2 separate regions of the Mus musculus genome follow, and region 2 is linked to region 1. The links are chromatin loops, found by intact Hi-C in ENCODE. Cell type or tissue: left cerebral cortex. All regions are shown on one strand. Links, peaks and the distances in the headings refer to the core of each region. The heading gives the core; the rest is flanking DNA.

Region 1 (10,376 bases), core at 1,408-9,407:
TTTTCTCTTTCTGGTGTCCAGACCATTGTTAAAATATTCACTCTCAACCATTTAAATTCTTTCTCCTTGTTGGAAAGGGAAGGAAAGGGAAGGAAAGGGATGGAAAGGGAAGGAAAGGGAAGGAAAGGGATGGAAAGGGAAGGAAAGGGGCCTGTTCCTTGTATGAGCATACTCATATTAAGATAGAGCATCCTGTAAAGAGTTCTGGGTATTATAAATAGGTGAATCAAAAAGTGTCTACAAAGAAGGTAATTTAGTAAGTGTCCTATTCAAAGAGTAGGTTTTGGTGGCAGACAATGCTAAAATATCCTTCCCTAAGGAGTGTCTTTATCAGCTTGCCCATTCCCTGTGGGTAGCAGTTACCCACACATGCTGTTTATCAAGTAAATCCTGTATGTGTTGAGGCTTGAAACATCAGTGATTTATTTTCTGACATTTATGACAGGCTTGCTGAGCACTAAAACCCTTTCCCCGTGTTTTCCTCAGTTTATTGGACCAGATTCCTGAGATGTTTGCTGACTCTAATGAAAACGAGACAGTCTTTGCCCCGGTCATCCAGGCCGGCATGGAGGCCCTGAAGGTGAGCAGTGACCTACTTGATAACGTTTGTAACAGTGAGACTTAAAGAGGAGGTTTCGTCTATGCAGTAGAGCTTTCATCAAAGCCATAGGTTGTTAGGGTTTCTAAACCTTCCCAGTTTTTAGGAGGAAGGGAACCCAAGCCACAAGCACTCTCTGTGTTTAGACCCAGGCACTGTCAGCATCAGAACAGCCGATGTTGTCTGGATTTCAGCTCAGCCCCTCCCTTTGGCTTTTAGATGAACTTTTTATGGTCTGTTTTTAAAGTTGGTTCAGTCAAATCGGAACTGTACGATATGAGGAGGAAAATTCCCATAGTGTCCTCTCCTTGGGGTTTTCGAACTCACAAAGGCAAGGCCTGGGGACAGTTTGTGTCAGGGAAGTGACTGATGCACATGGCCTTATTGACTGGTGTTAAGTAATGGGAGAAGTTGTCCTTTGCCCATTGGGAAGGCTGAGCTCAAACGACATTTTGTCTTCATAGGACCGAAGATGGCAGTGTTGGCCTTGACAGCTCATGCCCGAAGTCAGTTTTAAAACTCTGTTGTTAAAATTAAGTCCACACCAACTTTTAAGATGGAATGAGTGACAGGAACAATCCAAGCAAACAGGGACAGTGGTGGTCTAGGCTGGTGAATGGGTCTCACGTGAATGTTGCATCTAATTGTATAGTAGGACCCTAGAGCCTGATTCTTGTCTCGGTTTCTGATTTCTGAGTGTTCAGGTGTGGCACCAGGGGCACTTGCTGTTTTCCAACTGTCAGACTGGTTGGAGATTTAATGGAAAACTCACAGTATATTCCACATCTCACATGGCTTGCAATTAGAACCCGTCCCACTGCAAGCTTTGGGGATTGTGGTATTCCACATCACACAACCATGCAGACCTATGTGGATTTTCATCCACTTTGAAGATGTGTGTTTTGTTGTCAGTGACAGTCTCTCCTCCAGTGAGGAGAAGGCCATAAGTAAATCTCTCCACACATCTCAATTCATAAAGCACTCTGAGCATCATTCTACTACTTTAAATAAGACTGGAAGCCGCATTTTATGTATGTGCTCATGTCTGAGGTGAATGACAAAAAGCTACTATTTGCCTAAAATATAATGTCCATAACAATAATAATATTGAAGTTGCTTGTGCGTTGCTTACTATAACATAATAACTATAGCATAAAGTGTTCTCTGCTATCCATTCACGAGTCTGGTTCACTGTAGTTCATGTGTCTGTGTATCATGTACATTACTTACATTGTTTTATTCATGTTTATTGTTATGTTAATGTATATTAATATTATATTAATACTGAGGTATATGAGAACTGCCTCAGTGTTATCATTCCTGTGATGAAACACTGTGACCAAAGCAACTTGGGGAGGAGAGGGTTTATTCGGCTTACTCTTCCATATCACTGCTCATCATCAAAGGAAGTCAGGACAGGAACTCAAACAGGGCAGGAACCTGGAGGCCTGAGCTCAGGCAGAGGCCATGGAGGGTGCTGCTGAGTGGCTTGGTCATCATGGCTTGCTCAGTCTGCTTTCTCATAGAACCTAGAACTACCAGACCTGGGATGGCCCCACCTACAATAGACTGGACCCTCTCCCATCAGTCACTTAAGAAAATATCCTACAGCTGGGTCTTATGGAAGATTCTTCTTAAAGTGCCCTCCTTCCAGATAACTCTAGCTTGTATCAAGTTGACATACAACTAGCCAATATAGAAATGCTGACGTTTTAAATGAGAAAACACTTAGTATCTAAACATAGCAGTTCACCTTACTTCATGAATTCAAAGTCAGGTCTTAAGGAGCTGAAAATCAGACTTAAATTAGTATAATTTTCATAAGAAGCCTCTAAAATTCTCACCTGTAGCCGTTACTCCTGGGACAAAAGCTAACACGTTTGAGGATGTGCAAAGGAGAAACTGGTGTTGAAGAGGCTTTCACTCACTCATTCATCCTTCTCAACCAATAAAATAAATCATTAAGTGCTTGTGGTTTCCAGGATGGTTTAGAGGCCCCTGTCCTGCGCCTACGTTTCATGAAGGGTGGCACGGGAGACTTCATTCTGTAATAGAAGACACAGTTCTTCTGGTAGTAAAAGCAGGGAGTGGGGAAGCCAAGGGTAACTTGGGAAAGGTCAGGACTATGGTATGGTCAGCAGGTCAGGATATTGTGTATCACAGAGGGCAGAGATGAGATCCCATCCGTGATGGGCAGGGAGTGGAAACCGAAGAAGCATCAGAATGGAAACCGGCTTTACTGCATCTAAGTGAAGGCATCTCAGAGCTGGGCCCCATCTGATGTACACGTTTCCTCTCATTCAGATAGATAGATACCAAGTAAACATTTTATACGCATATATACATATACAATTATTAATTATTATATACCACAAATATATATTCTATACTTATTATATATGAGGTATATGTAATTCACACATATATAGAATATATATGAATATAATAAACTTCATAAATCAAATAGAACAGATAAAAATTAGCAAAAAAAAAAAAAAAAAACCCACACAGGTAAATTTGTCACAAAGATAAACAGCAACTGTGTGGAAAGTCCTGTATGTATTCTCAATTATCCTTGAAATACTCAACTAAAGGCTTTATGTTTTTCTGTTGTGCTATGTGCATAGCATTTTCTAAGCCCAGCCTTCCCCCCTCCCATGAACCCTATTATTTCCTTCAGTCTCTGACACATGCATAAATCAATTTTCTGGGAGACCAACATTAGTAGTATTAACCAACCAGCTGACTCCTTTACTGTCAGTTGGGCCGGAGGTGTGCTGGAGAGATGCTTGAGTGCTTAAGAACACTTGTTACTCTTGTGAGGACACAGGTTCAGTTCCCAGCACTTCCATGGTGGGTCACAACCACCTGTAACTCCAGGGGATCCTATGCCCTCTTCTGGCCTCCATGGGTGCTGCACGCATATGATGTAAGCAAAACACTCAAACATAGAATAAAAATAAGTAAACTTTTTAAAACGAGTTGGGCAAAAAGTTGTAGATACATGGGTGTCAATGATTATTTCTGGAAACTATCATAGTCTGAGTAAAGGAGTTAAATCCACCTTTAGATAATCCACAATTAATACCAAAATTCAATTTTAAGCTCTATCTCGACACTCCAATCACAGACAATATGGAACACTTAATGAGGGAAAGACAGGGGCCCAACGTGGGAAATGGAACTATCTTGTCTTCAGGAAGTCTTTCATTTACAGAAGCTTGTAGCTTACAAGAGGGTGGGAGACAGTGTCATGAATGGGGAGTGGGGAGACCGTGAAGGAGGCAGCTGGCTGACATTAGCTAATAATACTAATGTTGGTCTCTCAGAAGGAAGACTGCTTATTATATTGGAGGTGAACTTTGCACAGAGTTCTTGAGACCTGCCCCTCATAATCGATTTCTACTGAAATCGGAAGGATTAATGCCATTCATCTCATTTCGGATGAGTCCCTCTTGTAAGCACAATCAAATTTTGGCAGAGACATCAAACTTTGTAGGGGTGTAAAACCCTTTGCCAGATATAAAATACTTTCTAAGTCTGTAGTCAGTGAAAGTGTAGCTTCAAAATGAAACAACTGAATAAGAACTAGTAAATACAGCTACGGTATATGTCTTTACATATGTGTGTGTGTTGTATTTCTGTAAGGTTTTTTTTTTTGCCTGTGTATGTATTGTGGGATATGTATACAAATGTGAGCGTGTGTATGGGTACATATGTGCAGGTGTGCATTTAAGTGTGTGTGTGCATATGTGTGAGTATGTGTGTAGTGTAGTGGTGTGTTTTTGGTGAGTGTGTGTGTGTGTCTACACCGGAAGTTGACCTCAGGAATCCTCCTAGATTGTTCTTTTTTTCCCTTAAGGTCGGGTCTGTCCTGAGCTGGAACCTTGCCAATTCTGGCTGTTCTTCTCTTTCTCCCAGTTGAATACTGGAATTATAGGCCTCCACCGTACCTGCCTCCACCGTACCTGCCTCCACCGTACCTGCCTCCACCGTACCTACAAGTTTTATTTTTTAATGGGGGTTGGGGATCTGGGCTAAGGTCCTCAAATTTGAATAGCAAGTACCTTATCTTTTGAGTCATCTCCATAGCCCCAGGCACTTTATATTTTTACAGTGCTGACTTTTTTTTTAATGGGCCCTGAGTAGGACAATCAAGTATGCCTATTATGATTAACTGAGCCATCAAAGTCTTCCAACTCTTGTTTTCTATGACTATGTCTACTAACTCACGAACGGTATGAATGAAGCACAGAGAAGCTAAGTGGTTTTCCTAAAGCCACTAAGCTAACACAGTGGCTAAGATTCCTAGCTAAGATTCTAACCCTAGCCTGTAGGAACTAGAACCTGTGATCTTAACACCTACGGTACAAATGTAGGAGTTCTGTGATTAGACACCATGAGTACAAGAAACTCAGTGAGTTCTTTAGGAAAATCGGGTGGCTCAGACAAGAAATATCTTACTTTATATTTTTGAGAGCTCCGTGTGAGTGTGAGAAATATTTTTAGTTTGATCCAATTAACACAGGAAGTCTCCGTCTGATGAGATTTTTCTCGTTCGTTTTTACAGTAAAAGACAGACACTGTCTCGAAAGCAGAAACAGAAGGGGAAGGTCATTTACATTTGAGGAAAAAGATGGTGGTGACAGTTTGGGTACAAATGCCAGCTGTTGCTTTCGTGGTGGTTTTAGCGCTGAAGAACATTTTAAACAGACTAAAAAGCAGTAGGCAGTTGGCAATGCTTGCCTGGTGTATACTCACTGCACACAGTCCTGAACGGGTGGAATTTTCCCAGCATCCCCTCTTCCCTCTCTCACCTTAGTTTCTTTCCCTTCTCTGGTATCTGTTCTGCTAGCAGGTCATATGCACATGTGTGTATATAAAACACAGGAGCCAAAGGTGAGAGGAAACGTGTTGTCCTTCTGAGTCTGCCATATTTAACTCAGTATGATAATCTCCACTTTAGTCCATTGCCCTGCAAGTGATTTCATTATTCTGCTTTATGGCAGAGTAAATCCCATTGTGTGTGTATTCCATGTCCTTTGTCACCTACTGATGAACACCTAGACTGATAGGTATCGCTGTGGTGGCCTTAGGGGGACTTTGTCTGTATATCCAGAAGTATTATATCTTTGTTATAAGGCGAGACAGTGTCACAGTTAAGAAAAGAAACTAACCCTTGGCCCTGTTTACTCAAGAGTGAGCCTGATTGGATTTGAAGAATCCTGGCCTCATCAGGTCTCTTTGAACAAAGACCGTTCTCTACATGCTGAACAACACAGCAAATACGGTAACAAAAGGGACAGAGGAACTTAATCGGTCTTTATAGGAGTCTTACAAGAGAGGAACTGACCCAGAATAGCACACAAAGCCACAATCCTATGTTATTGGTCTCTGTTCCCATGTTGTTGTTTTCTATAACTCTATTTGTTGATTTCAGTATCTCTCTGCTTCCAGTGAAAGGCAGTAGGTGAGGTCACCACATCTTACCCACACATATGTTGTCCAAGTCTATGGCATGCATGGGTCACCAAGGAGAAACAGAGCACGTATGTCAGGGAGTTCATCAGATTGGTTGCACTGTTTTCATCAAAGGTCACTTAATTCTGTAAGCAGGTTGACTATGTGGTCATAAGTGACCTTCAAGCTCGTTATTAGCTTGGTTACGGGTTGGGTGAAGTCCGGTTTGTAAAAGCGGTCTCCAGGCAGCGTTACTCAGAACACTCATCCCTGCATGGTGGTTCCGCTTCAGTTCCTGGAGGAGCTCCACACACACTCTTCTCCACACTGACTGGCTGATCTGTATTCCTCCTAACAACGTACTAGAGGTCCCCTTTGTCCTCTTCCCCAACAGTACTTTGTTTCTCTGTTTCCGTTGTTACCTTGCTGACTGGAACGAGGTGCCATTTTTCACATGTTTATGATGCTCTTCGAACAGAATCTTAACCCACAGCGTTGTGTGTGCTTCTGCAGGCAGCAGAGTGCCCGGGGAAGCTCTTCATCTTCCATTCCTCTTTGCCTACTGCCGAAGCACCGGGGAAGCTCAAGAACAGAGACGACAAAAAGCTGGTGAACACAGACAAAGAGAAGGTACGTGGGGACAGCTAGCCTTGGAGGTATTGCTGAAGCTATGCTAGAAGGGGTCTCCCCCTTCATGAGTATTTTCAACGGTAAAACACTGAAGGATTTCATGTTGCTAAAGCAGCTGATATCTGACATACCTATAGATGATCAAATGACATCTTCCATGTGTGATCTATGAGACTGTTAGGGAAATGGAGGTGGGGGTTGTATGAAGTGGAGAGGGAAGACAGGTGCCCTGTGACCTCACTCACCAGAGGACGAGACACTCGTCATGAAGCAAAGGCACCCAGTGCTGAAAGAAGCCTTTGCTCCAACCTGAGACAGGACGGCCGCCATGAACAGCCTCTGACGGAAGATGCTTCTGACTGAATGCACACACCTCTGTCACACAACACCATCCAACCTATAGAGCTGCATGCAGGACAGTAGATTGACAACAGGGGTAGGGACAGCTCCAGTAAGGCTACTGGAGTATCAAATAACCTGAAGGCAAGCAACTGTTTTATTTCATTTGCCCAGTCTACCTATGCAGAGGGAAAAAATTCCATATTTTTCTCATTTAAAATTCCTAATTAAAAAAATTAATAGAAACTTAAATTTTAATAGAAAAAATATTGTATTAAATGGTTTTTAATACATTGTTGGCTTTTCTTTTTATTTTCTTTCATCGTTTTCTTTAGATACTTTTCCAGCCCCAAACAGCTGTCTACGAATCTCTGGCCAAAGACTGTGTGGCCAACAGCTGCTCAGTGACTCTGTTCCTCTTCCCCAGTCAGTTTGTGGATGTGGCTTCCTTGGGTCTGGTTCCTCTGCTCACGGGAGGAACTCTTTACAAATACAACGTTTTCCAGGTAAGCGGCAAGCCGCCTGTCCCTCTCAGTTCCTTTCCGGTTTGAGTCTTGAGTCTGTCTCTGTCTTTCTCCCTGTCTTTCTCTGGTGCTGTCTCTCACCCAGCCCCGTGTGTGTGTGTTTGTGTGGTGGGGCTTGAGTATATGTGTGCACACATGTGTTGCTTCAGATGGGCAAGGCAGGACTTTCAGGAGTCAGTTCTCTCCTGCATCTAGCTGGGGTCGAATCTTGTTGTTTCTATTACTCGGGCACTGGGCACTGACCTAGGCTGGCTTGCCTGGCAAGCTTTCTGGTGGCTTCTGTCTGTGCCTCCTGTCTTACCCTAGGAGTTTGTGGATTACTGCTTTGAGCTACCACACCCAATTGTTGTTGTGTGTCTGTCTCCTGTTTACATGAGTCTCAGGACCAAGCTCAAGTCCATAGGCTTCCACAGAAGTGTTTTTAAGGGCTGAGCCATCTCCCCAACCCAGTTTAAGTTTGATGCTTAGATCATGGGGTAAGAAAGTTGTGTCCTATTGTGGACAACTAGCAAAAGTAAATTCAAGCAATGTAAAACCACATGGGGTTGATTGGCTTCCCACTGATTTTAGGCACACATTGAGCTCACATTAGCCAAGTCGTGTACTTGCTGTAGGGGAAAGTCTACTTTATATTAGAGATACCTAAGATAATATTTGAAAACATAACTGCATGTTTGTTTTCATTTGATGAAATCTCAGGCAGGTTCAGCTGATTATACCCTCTACTCTTCCACATTGGACTAATATGCCTCCCCTGAATTTGGCAAAGGCACACACCCCAGTTTAGGATAGGCACAGTCACAAGCTTTTCCTGTGGACAGTTGTGCCTTGACGTCTTACTAAATTTAGACACAGAGAATGGGCATTGCCTTCTCCTGAGGAGGGGCCCGACCAGGTCACAGGGCAACTGATCATAGAGGGGTGTTTCCCTACCATGACAAATGCTCAGCCTGTTTTTGCTTATGAGTGATAAAGCAACAGCCAGTTGTATATTTGTATTAGAAGTTAACTAAGATTGAAGTAAGACCAAAGATTGAGAATGAAATACATTTTTTCAAAAAGCTTTAAGAACCCTTTGAAGACTTCTAGATAAATATATGTCTACAGATACACTTGAATATAAGGTCATAATGAAAAAATCCAACATTCGTCTGGGCAGAATTCTGAGTATTTGAGGCACAGTGCAAGTGTCTCAGCTCATTCTCCGGTGAGGAATATACACTTGATCAGAAACCTTAAAGTCCTGGCTGGGGTAGCTCTGGAGTCCCACATGGGTGAAGCTATCGTCCCTGAATGAGTTAGGTGCAGAGCGGTCCAGGGCAGTGTTGGCAAGGGCACTGATGTCACCGCTATTGATTTCATCCCCTTATGTTTCAGTAGTGTGCTAGTTCTATATAACTTTGGATATAAGCCCTTTACTTGTTTGTCAATATACCAAAGCATACTATTGATTTCATCGTGCTATTAAAAAAGACGTGCTGTCATAGTCTAATAGGAGAGACCTCTGGCAATAAGGAATATAAGATTTTATAATCAGTGTTAGTGTTATTTTGGATATGAGCTTTTATGTGCTTTGTTGTAGACTGAACCATATCTTAGCATTTGCGTATTAGCTTTAAAAGTAAAAATTGTAATAGCATCTTCCATTAAGTAATATTGCCGGGTGTGAACAACACAGGCAGGCATCTGGTGTGTACCTGAAGTATCTTTTATGAGTACTGTCTGTGATGCCTGTTTCCTTTCCTCTTCTCTTTGTTTGGGGGATTGAGAACAAGAGTCTGTGTGTATCTGTGTGTATCTGTGTGTGTGTGTGCATGTGCGCGCGCGCACCTCTCTGTGCCTGTCAAGCAGAAGTGTTGAGAATCTTATAAAAGTCTATCTGACCAGGTCAGAGGCACATCATTGGCTGCTGCTTGTCAGCAAAGTCATGTTTTAGGTGAATCTCAGCTCAGTAGCACATGATCCAGGACTCCATTAGTATTGCTTAGGTGTGGGCAGTGAGCAGCTTTCGTAAATATGCTTTAAAAGAGGAGTCAAGAAGTCCAAGGGAAGTGTTTTATTCTCTAGACTCTGTATGAACTCTGAGCTTCAGACTATGAATATGGTCAAATAAAAGACACCCCCCTCACCTACACCACCACCTTTACGGCGTCTTTCTGCAGCTTCACTGAATATGTTAAACCACGCATTGTTCCCTGTGTCTAACACTAGACCCTTGAGTGACTCGCTTATGCTATTGCTTCATTTGCAAAATAAATGAATAATCTTCCCATCCAAAGGTTATGAAGTGAATAAATAGGTAAGGGCTTTATTTATTAAAACTTAAGAGTCACACTGCCAAAGATTATGTACTTTCATAAGGTCATATATGTACATAAGATATCCCTGTAAGTATGCTAAATCAAAATATAAAAAGTGATAAAAAAAAATGAGTTAAAAGTAGCATTATTTGGAGTCTTTTACTGCCACCTGGTGGCCACTGATCACACTTTGTCTTGTAGATACATTCAGATAGCCAAAGGTTTCTGACCGACCTCCGGAATGATATTGAGAAGAAAATAGGCTTCGATGCTATCATGAGGGTTCGGACCAGCACAGGTAATCCTCACACACACCATTTCACGTCTTCTGCACAGTTACTGTGTCGTAGAAGAAGAGGCAAATCTTCCTTTGTCCCTCTGCTGTAGGTTTCAGGGCCACTGATTTCTTTGGTGGAATATTCATGAACAACACCACAGATGTGGAAATGGCGGCCATCGACTGCGATAAAGCCGTGACAGTGGAGTTCAAGCACGATGACAAGCTCAGTGAAGATGTCGGGGCCC
Region 2 (10,376 bases), core at 1,638-9,637, 51 kb before region 1:
GCTCATTGACCTCTGAGACTCAAAGGCCTTCTCAAGCCAAAGTTCAAATGCTATGATAATCTAAAAAAACCACAAGTCAGGTCTGTGACAGCCTTAACCCTAAACCTGCTTCCAGTTTATGCCTTCGTTGGAGTTTTGTTGCTATAATAAAACACCATGACCAAAACCAACTTGGGGAGGAAAGAGTTTATTTTGTCTTACATTGTATTGTAGTCAATCATCCAGGGAAGTCCGAGCAGGAACTTGAGATGGGAATCTGGAGACAGAGACTGATGCAGAGGCCATGGAGAGTGCTGCCTTACTGCCTGCTCGGGTAGGAGTGGCACTGTCCATAGTGAGCTGGGCCTTTCTACATCAGTCATCAAGAAAATGTACCTCAGGCCAGTCTGATGGGGGAAATTTTCTCAATTGAGTTTCTGTCTTTTAAAAGAACTCTAGCTGGGTCAGGTTGACATTAACTAGCCAGCAATACTGCTCAAGCCTAGTTTGTCAGAAGTATTGATAACTACCTCCCAGAATATTTCTGGCCTTTTTACCAGTTTCCAAATGGATGTCTTAGGAAGCAGCTAAGTTTCACAAAAGGCTAAGCCAGGAAACCATCTGGGTTTCCAGTGTAAATGGAGAGCCTGCCAGTGGCCCAAACCTTCTGCCATGTTACTTCTATCTGCTTCTGAACTCGTTTGGTCAAGTCAAACTCAGAACGCAAATACTTCACTGAAGGTGTAAATTATCTGAACGATGCTTGTTCTATACATTTTTCTTTTATATTCAAGATTTTATAGGAGATATAGATGTTTTAAATTAGTGCATGGATCACATAAGGTTAATGCACTTGGGTTAAAATGTGTGTTGTTAAGAAGTCTCTCAGTGGGGTCGGAGAGATGGCTCAGGGGTTAAGAGCACTTTCTGCTCTTAGAGTGAAGCCAAGTTCGGTTACCCCAACCCACTTGGCTGTTCACAACTGTCTATAATTTTAACTCTTTCTGACCTTCATTCAATGCCAAGCACACATGTACACACATGTGTGTACATCTGCAGGCACTAAGCACATGTTCATACACAAATACTAAATCTTTTTAAAACAGAAATTCCTTACTAAAACTAGAAGTGTTGCTTTTATGCTCTTCTAAAACATTCTATTTGGAAAAAAAGATGGCTCCAAGTAATATTTATATCACTTTCTGTGGGATAATTTTAATTTGTGGTCACCATATATACATGAATATGCAATCCTTAAACATGCCCTTTTGGTTTGTGTATGGAAATTAAACATCTCTGTCATATGCTTTGTAGGCATCAGACCTCTGAGAAACGTGGCTCTGAGCCGTGGTCTTCTCTCTCCCACAGGTGTGGGCGCGACTCCTCAGAGCCAGGGTCCGCCTGGCCCCCAGTCAGCAGGCGCCTTCCAGGGGCCTCCACAACCTGCACAGCCATCTATTCTGCAGCCAGGACATCAGGTTCCGCCGCCACCCCCCACTGCCCTGAACGGCCCTGGTGCCTCTCCTATGTCTCCACCAACTCACAGGCAAGATGGCCTTCCTGGGCCAGCTCCTCTGAACGCCCAGTATCAGCCCCCACCTCCACCAGGCCAGACCCTGGGTCCTGGCTACCCTCCACAGCAAGGTAAGGTGGACAGGGTGAAGCCGGGGGTGGGGGTGGAAATCACCTGGGGGTGTGCTTAGAGGAAGTCAGATTTGTTTCTGTGTCAACTGCAAAGATAGTAGGCTCTGGATAGCATCAGAAGGGCAAGTTAAACGGGAGTGTAAGAACTCCCTCTTAGCTTCCTGCTTTATTTAACAAGACAAACTTGGTGGCAGGCTTGATTCAGCAGTATGATATTGTCAGTGACTCTTACACCTGGGTCTGGACACTGTCATTTATTCTTTTTTTTTTTTTTCCTTTTTCTTTCTTTCTTTCTTTTTTTCAAGCAACCAACTATGGACCGCAGATGGGAGGTGCACAGATGTCTTACCCAGGAGGGTTCCCTGGAGGTCCTGCCCAGATGGCTGGGCCGGCACCACAGCTCCAGAGGAAGCTGGATCCGGACTCCATCCCCAGCCCTGTGAGTGTCCTCTGTGTCCCACACAGATGCTCTGCTCTTCCATTTGTTAGCATTGAGTCCTCCAGGGCCTGTAGAAGGTCTGGGACACTGGCCACGGGAGGAGCCTTCTTTTCTCACCTGTACTTCATCCTCGGGCTCAGAGCATTCTGAGGGCTAAGAGGGAGGGCTCGGCCTTCTGATCAGGGACCCGGTAAGCCACATGGAAAGTGGGGACAGATACAGAGAAGGATGAAGAATTTGGGCTCTTTTTATACTTCTATAAACTTGAAGATTTGTGAGAAAGTATCAAATGTTTATAACAAACTTTATAATACATTGAAAACTCAACTTTAGCAGCTCTTGGTACCTTTTGTTACTATGTTAATAGCTTAGCATTTCTTATGGTTTGAATATGAAAGATATTCAAGGTGCTTTGTTCCCAGTCAGTTGTTTTTTGGAAGGTTCTGAAAACTTTCTGAGGTATGACCTACCTGGAGGAAGTCAGCCTTTGGGGGTATTTTGTTCCTAGCCTGTGGTAGTTTGAAGGAGAATGTTCCCTAGAGGATTATCTGTTTGAATACTTGGTCCCCCACTGATAGCACTGTTTGTGGAGGCGTAGAAGGTGTGGCCTTATTGAAGGAATTGTAGACTGGGAGTGGGCTTAGCCAGCTGAAGTCCTTTTCCTACTGCAGTCTACTCTCTCGGCTTTGTGCTTTGTGGTTCAAGAAGTGAGCTTTCAGCTTCCTGTGCCTACCGTGATGCCTGCCACATTCTGCCACGCTATTCTTGCTGTAGACTTGCTTATGGACTCTAACCATCTGGAACCATAAGAGTAAATAAACTCTTAGTTTTATAAATCGCCTTACTCAGGGTGTTTTATCACAGCAACAGAAGAAGTAATACATGGCCCCTTTCTGCCGTGCCCTCTGCTTGCTGTCTGCTGTGAGGTGTACAGACACAAACACAAACACAAAATGCTGCATACATGCCGTGCCGGCTACTCCTCCACCAGGAGGCTCTGCCCAAACGCATGGGGCCAAGCAGCCATGGGCTGAGTCCTCTGAGGCAGCCGGATAAGCCTTTCTTCTGTTAAATTGCTGCCGCCAGTGACCGAGTGTGTTTACTAAAACACAGTTAGTGGATGGTTAGGGCTAGGACCTTGTTTCCCTGGGCTGATTTTAAGTGCCTGCGTGATTTCAGGTCACCTCCCCTCCCCAACTCTTGTCCTCACCAGGTCTGTTCCTGTTACAATCTCAGCTACCTTCAGTATCCTTGCAGATGAACTTCCCAGTTCCCTGGTCTCCCAGGTTTCTACCTTCCCCTACCCTTTCCCAGATCTGATCACAGGTCATGTGACCACCAAATACCCCTGAGAGCATTGCATTTCCATCTCCTGCCTCCCACCTTTGTACCTCATTGCCTTTGAAAGCCAAAGCAACTGCTCTCTCCACCAGGTCTTTCACACCTAACACTTTTCTTTGACTTCATCTCTTAACCATGTGTTTGTGTTTGCAGGTGAATTTGCATGTACCTTCGTGTTTGTGTCTTTGTATTTGTGTGCTGTATGTGAGCATTCGGGGTGTGTTTGTGAATGGAAATGTCTCTGTGTGTGCATGTGTATGTGTTTGTATTTGTTGTATACAGGTGTTTGTGTGTGCATGAATATGTCTATGTGTGTTTGATTATACTTTGTGTGGGTTTGTGTGTGTAGGGGGTTGTATGTATGAGTGTATGTGTGTGGTATATATATATATATATGTATATATATATATATATATATACACATATATATATACATACATACATACATATACATACATATACATATATATGTGTATGTGTTTGTTTGTGTATATGTTCATATGTGTCTGTATGTGGTATGTGTATATGTATGTGCATACATGTCTTTATATGTATTTACGTGTGGGTATATATATATGTATATGTGTTTGTGTATGTGTGTGCTATGTGCATATATGTGTATGTATATGTGTGTGCATGTGTATATATGTATGTGTGAGGTTCTTGTTATTGCCTGATACCTCTCCTCACTTAGTGGTAGGGTGCTTAGTCTTTGGAATGACCTTTTCTTTGTGGACATTTAGTCTCTATTTGTCATGGATATTTAGTCAATTCATCCCCAAGAGCAGGCAGCTGACATCAACTGAGAGCATTTTCAGAATTCTCATTCTTGAGCTGCACTCAGACTGTGATGGTGGGCACCCTGATGAGGGGCCATTACTCATGGTGCTCTCATTCTCAGGGCTTCCAGCAAAACTGTGGATCCTCAGAAAGACCTCTCCCCTGAAACCCAGCCCTGTCCTGTCTGCCAGCTCCTTACCTGCAAAACTGCAGACTCATCATGGACTCTTATACCTTCCTTTCGTCCTCTGATTAATTCTGTCTCTGTTCATCAGCTCTCCCCGGTGCACGCCTCCACCATCCGGCTGCCTGAGACTCTGAGAACCTCCTAACTAGCCGGGAAGTCGCTGTGCCCGGCTCTCCATCCAACTTAAGTCAGAGCAGATCCAAAGCTCACCAGCACTCCTTCATAGCTCACAGTCAACATTCTTACCATTCCTCACACAATGCTTCATTGTTGGCCACTCCTGACTCCAGCTCCCCTCACTACAAGTGCACACAAATACTAATGCCTCCGATGTGGCCTCTCCTTGCCCTGTGCCTCTGTTTTAGTCGGGCTAGCTCTTCAAACATGCCTCGTTTGGGCCTCAGCTGGACTCGTGACTTTTCTATTACCTGTATACATTCTCCTGTCCTAGGCATATGCAAAGCCCAACTCATGTGGTCCTTTTTTCCCTGTCTTTACTACCCACTCAGTATCCCTGGAGTGATACTGGGGCTGGAGTATCGTGCCCCTTCATGTCCTGGCAGAGGGCACGTTATTTGTACCTTTATTTATCTGCCACCTTTCTTCTAGACTTGAACCTCTAGTTTGTCCCCTGCTGTCTTTACTACTAAACAGGACCTGCTGTTGATGCTCAGCGAATGGGGGCGAATATTAATAAGAAGCAGGTGCCCTGGTTCATCACGAACCTCGCAAGTGCTTATGTGCAAACCAGCTCCATGTATTTTATCTTGAAGAGATAACATGATGCCAGATGGAGCCTGCTTATTTTCCTAGGATGAAAACAACACATTTTGTTAATGAAATAAACTCTTTTTTTTGTGGAAAGAAAGATGTCATTCTGCAATCCCGAGTGAGGCACCTAGGACAGTAGACCTTTGACTGGTGGTCTTTGCCACATTATGGCGTGCCGGAAGCTGCACTACTGAAGGTCTCTCTCACCCTCTTCTGCCTTGCAGGAGCATTATTCAGAGGTTGTGTCCTTCCCTTTCCTTTCACCATGCACGATTCAAACAGGTCTACCTGGAGCAGCACCGCTAACTGGCCAGCATCTTAAGTTGCTTCTCCTGATACGTTTCTCCCAAGAGCAGCGCTTCCTTTGTGTTCTCTCCTGATTATGTTTTATGGTTCCACAACACTCACGGGAATGATGCCCGTGGCACGTCTGAGGGGGAGAGAGAGAGATCTGTGTCTTCCGAGGGCGCTCTGACATCATTGCATGTCACTGTGGTACCTCTGAGCCCACACACGCAGGTCACAGCCCAGTCACTGTTGGAGTTTTTGCTTATTGTCCCATTTCGGATGCTGTTTTTCAAGAGTGTGCATTTGGGGTAAACCAAAAGCTATTTTTAACGGTGGCTAGAACTATTTGATATGTCTTATAGTTTCCTGTGTCTTATTTTGAGGAGATGTGGGTTTAATTAATAATGACTATTTATAACATTGTTTCTTTGGGGACAGGGCTTTGCCAGTCATAAACGGATAGTTTGAAATAAGGTTTGTGGGACTATGGTCTACTGATTAGTGACTGTGTAGGTTCAGTGTTCCGGGCACACGACTGTGTCATGACAGTGGCCACCTTAGACTTTGTTGGTTGGGATGATTATGCCAAATGCTAACATTTAGTAATATACACGTTACTCTTCCTTTGAGTAGCCCAATTAGCCTGTGGTTAAATACAGAACTTGATTACAGTGATTTGATGTATCTGCACACTTCCTTTTTGTGGGAGCATCTTGTCTGTGTCTTGCTGTGGTAGTGATGTCTGGAACACATCCTATATCTTTGTGTTTGTCACTACTCAAACTCTGAGGATGCCAGACGGCAGACAGATACAGGTTTAAATTCAGGCTTGGTCGGTTGCCAGTGTTCTTGGAACCCACGCCGCCGCCTGCACCATCTGTGCTGGTTGAGACTGGAGCAGGGGAGGAACACTTCGGCGTTGGTTCAAAGTTGGCGTTTGTATCAACGATGGGGAACTGTGTGTATCTTTTTGTTTTTTATTCCAGCCTAGATGCTCTCTGTGGCTGCCTTCTTAGGCTCACCTTTGGGTTTATCTCTGTTGTTGCTTTCTCCGCCCCCCCCCACCTCTTTTCTCTAGGGGGTGAGGGATGGAGGACGACAGTCCCCGGGGTTACTTCTTGGTACCCTACATTCATTCTGTTTAATTTTGCTTGTACTTTTTTTTTTTAAACCCTGGACAGTTATTACAAAAAGAAACAAAAATTAAAAAGAAATCTGTTCTGGTCTTCATCAGCAGCTGTTATTAGTAGAGAAGTAAATATGTTTTTATGTTGGATGGCAATAGACACTCCACAATACCTTAGATTCCCTGCATGGGTGGGGCGGGGAACTTAAAAGGCAAGCTGAGGAATTCTTGTTCCTAGTAGAATTCTTAGTGGAAGGTAGGCAGCTTTAGCTCAGATACTATATATAATTTCTTCTCTGTTTAATGCTTTTTAGAATTTTTCTTTTGATTGCAAAAAGTATTTTCTTAAAAAAAATGTTTCCAATTTCTTTTCTTTCTAAAGTATTTTCCAAATGCTCATCCATGGTTATAATAAATAAGATAAAACATTATGAAATGAGGATCTCTGAAAGGCCAGGGTCTGAGCTAAGAGTATTACAAAATAGAATTTGGAAATTTGATAAATGTTGGTCTCAAATTGTAAAAGTAAATGGAGATAAGACTGAAGACATGCTAGATTGATTTCTCTGAGGAAAAATAAAAGGATTTGTAAAGGACCCTTCTCTTTTCTCCTTTCTCTCTTTCTCTCCATCCCCCCTTCCTCTTTCTTTTTTCTTCTTTCTCTGAAGAGGGAGGAGGAAGAGGGAATAGGAACAAGCCACTGTACCCTTCAACTGCATTCGGGAAGAGTTGTTACTGAGTTTAATTCCCTCTTAACATCTTGTTTGTCAGATTCAAGTGATCGAGAATGACAGGGCCACCAGAGGTGGACAAGTCTATACGACCAATACCAGGGGCCAGGTACCTCCACTGGTCACCACCGAGTGTGTGATTCAAGACCAAGGTATTTATTTTCATTCACTTCTTTTGGGGGGAAGGGGGAGAATGTTTAAAATGTCTTACTGTTTTAAAAAAACGGATACCCTGACTCCAGTCATCAATACTATTGTAGAGAGAAGAGATCAGTTTCCTATTAGCCTCCCAAGAACCCCAAAGGTGCTGTCAATAGAGTTATGCTCTCTGCTATAGTAACCCAGAGAACTTCATGTGCTGAACAATGCAATGTAGCTGTTTTTACTTTAATTCAAATTGTGATTTATAGTTTAAGGTAATCAGTCCCTTACTAGGGCTGACTTTGTGTAGCACGCTGGGCATCATGAGTGGAACTGAGGGGCTAAACTCTGCCAGCCAGCTCACCACTGTAGCATGAGGACATTGTTTTCAACAATTCGCCTAACATTTTGGTTCTTGGTGGTTTCACAACTAGTGTCCTGGCCTCTCAGTCCTTTTAAAATGTTTTTGTTTTACCCTTTCTTCCTTCCTTTGTGTGTGTATATGTGTGTGTGTATATGTGTGTGTGTGTATGTGCATGTGTATACATGTATGTGTGTATATGCATGTGTATACATGTATGTGTGTATATGCATGTGTGTTCATGTATTTTTGCATATGTGTGTGCATGTATGTATATATGCATGTGTGTATGCATACATGTGTGTATATATGAATGTATGTGTGTGCATACATGCGTATACATGTACATGTGTTTGTATGTGTATGTGTGTATGCCATAGAGCACATGTGTGGTTGTAGGAGTGTCTACTGTCCTGTGCGTCCTGGGCTCTTAACTGAGGTTGTCAAGCTTGAAGGCAGATGCCTTCAACCTGCCCTCAGCCCCACTAACTCCCCTCAGCCCCACTCCCTCCCCTCAGCCCCACTCACTCCCCTCAGCCCTACTCACTCTTTAGGACACTTTCTCAGCTTCCTCTGGGCGCTTTATGTTAGAGGGCTCTGGGCTTAGGTAGTCCTTGTTTATCTTTGTTTGGCCACAGTCATTGCTGTAGGGACTTAGCCTACTTCCATATACCATCTTTGCTCAGAGCTCCTAAAGGGACATAGCCAGTCTGGATTCAATTCCCATCTAACCATCTACTCAGACTTGATGTATGACAGACTGCCTAATACATTTTCCAAACTAGACATCTTCTAACCCAATTACGATCTCCTCCCACACAGCCCTAAACACTGGTTCCTTTCCTTTGCAGCCTTTCAGTTTTCAGGGATAGGGGTTTCACATTCTTCTCGCTCCTCAGACTCACATCTGCATAGCACATGCATCATTCCTGCGAACAGCTAGGTTATTACATCAACATGTGCCCAGATTCTATCCCTTGTGCTCTATCTCCAAGGGGCTTGTCAGAGACACTACTGTTTCTCTCTGGGCCCCTGCAGCAGCCTCCTCCAGGGCTTCCCTGACTCTGGTTCCCCACACCAGAGCCAGGGACCAAGCCAGGTCATGATACTCCTCTTCCCAGCCCCAGCAGTGATGCCCCATTTTATTTGTAAGACCTCAAGGACTTAGTGAGCTTCAAGAGTCTACATGATCTGACCCTGTTCCTCCTCTGAACCCTGCCTTAGCACCCCTATGTAAACAGTCCCTGCTCCTTCGCTGCTAGGCTTCCTGTGTAGGTTTGCCTGAGTGAGCTCCTTGTCTCCTGTGTGCCTGATCAAATGTTACCTTAATATTGAAGTTGACCCTGCAAATATTTAAAATTTCCACCTGCCTCCTACTCTTGGGTACTCCTTAATCAAAGAGGCTATTTTTCATAGTGTCTATCATGTTCCAGTGACCCAAATAATAAAGTTGTGCTTTTTGTTTCTCTTATCCATGACCCCTTCCTAAACATAAACTCTGTAGTCTACAGAAAAACCTGGGGCAGTGCCAAAAATGAAGTAGATAATCAATAAACATTGATTATATTCTCAGGTGCTAATAGGTTATATATAAGTCTAAATGTTTTAGATCAGTACTTTGGCTGGTAGTTAAGGCCTTCGATATCAGTTCCCCAGGAGGATGAGGCAAAAAGATGTCAAGTTCAAGGCTTGTCTGACCTACAGTAAATTCAAGGCCAGCCTGGGCAATTTAGTAACACAGCCTCAAAACACAACGGAGAAGGCTAGGGATGTCTATAACTCAGTAGCAGAGTGCTTACCTAGCATGTCAGGCCCTAAATGCTTGTCAGGCTCCAGGTGCTAACTCTAGTACCAGTAAAAAAAATTTAAACAGTGCCTACATAGTGGATTGTCAATAAACATTTTTTTATTAATCCTTTGGGCAGTTCATGTATGCATACTATTTCGATCATATATTCATCAACTTCTCAGATCCAGCCACACCTTTGCATCTTTCCCAAATTCCTGTCCCCCTTCCCCAAATGACCTAACATGATTTGTGCTGCCATTATGCACATAGAGCATTCACTGGAGTGTGGTAGACCTGCCAGAGCCACCACCTTAAAGAAAACTGACTCTCCTTCACCCACAAGCCATCAACTGTCAATAGCCCCTCAGTTAAGGGCAGGGTCTTTGTTCCCCATGCTTGAACATTGAGATGATCGCTCATGTGTGGGTCACGTACAGGCAGCCACCACTGCTGTGAGTCCATGAGTGCAGTGGTCTGTCATGGCCAGAAAATCACTGTGACACTTAGATCCTCACAACCCAATTGCGACGCGTACAATTTTTCTTCCCCCTCTTCTGCAGTGTCTCCTGAGCCTTGGGTTGGGGGCACAGGTGTGAACAGTTGTCCTATCTGTGGCTGAGCAATCCAGTCACTTATTCTCTGCATTTGCACAGTGGTGAGTCTCTGTGTTGGCTGCCATCTGTTGCACCAAGAAACTTCTCTGATGAGGTCTAAGAGCTGCACTAATGTATGAATATAGAGATCTAAATTTAGAGGGCATTTGGCAAAATGATAGTCATAGACTTAACCCAGGGCCTAT

The links. Hi-C counts contacts between places; a loop is a spot of excess contacts. Peaks named below come from ENCODE experiments on the same cell type or tissue, not always from the same donor. Only the 100,000 strongest peaks of a DNase experiment are listed, where the experiment ranks them.
Region 2: it touches region 1 in a loop (7-fold over the local background); 2 of 42 quality-filtered maps call a loop at or near these places.

The regions. Positions count from the first base shown.
Region 1 is chr3:123,343,338-123,353,713 of GRCm38, forward strand. It overlaps Sec24d (Sec24 related gene family, member D (S. cerevisiae)), which reads left to right. Exons shown (of 23, transcript NM_027135.2): 13 at 487-580; 14 at 6,572-6,688; 15 at 7,363-7,533; 16 at 10,053-10,149; 17 at 10,239-10,376. Among named protein-coding and RNA genes, the nearest start is that of Mettl14, 37 kb to the right of the region's middle. In left cerebral cortex, for the core only: a CTCF peak has its summit at 3,473 (motif pointing left); a DNase peak (open chromatin) is centred at 5,262.
Region 2 is chr3:123,292,231-123,302,606 of GRCm38, forward strand. It overlaps Sec24d (Sec24 related gene family, member D (S. cerevisiae)), which reads left to right. Exons shown (of 23, transcript NM_027135.2): 5 at 1,348-1,623; 6 at 1,929-2,062; 7 at 7,327-7,438. Among named protein-coding and RNA genes, the nearest start is that of Sec24d, 30 kb to the left of the region's middle. In left cerebral cortex, for the core only: no CTCF peak of the experiment used is centred there; a DNase peak (open chromatin) is centred at 6,268.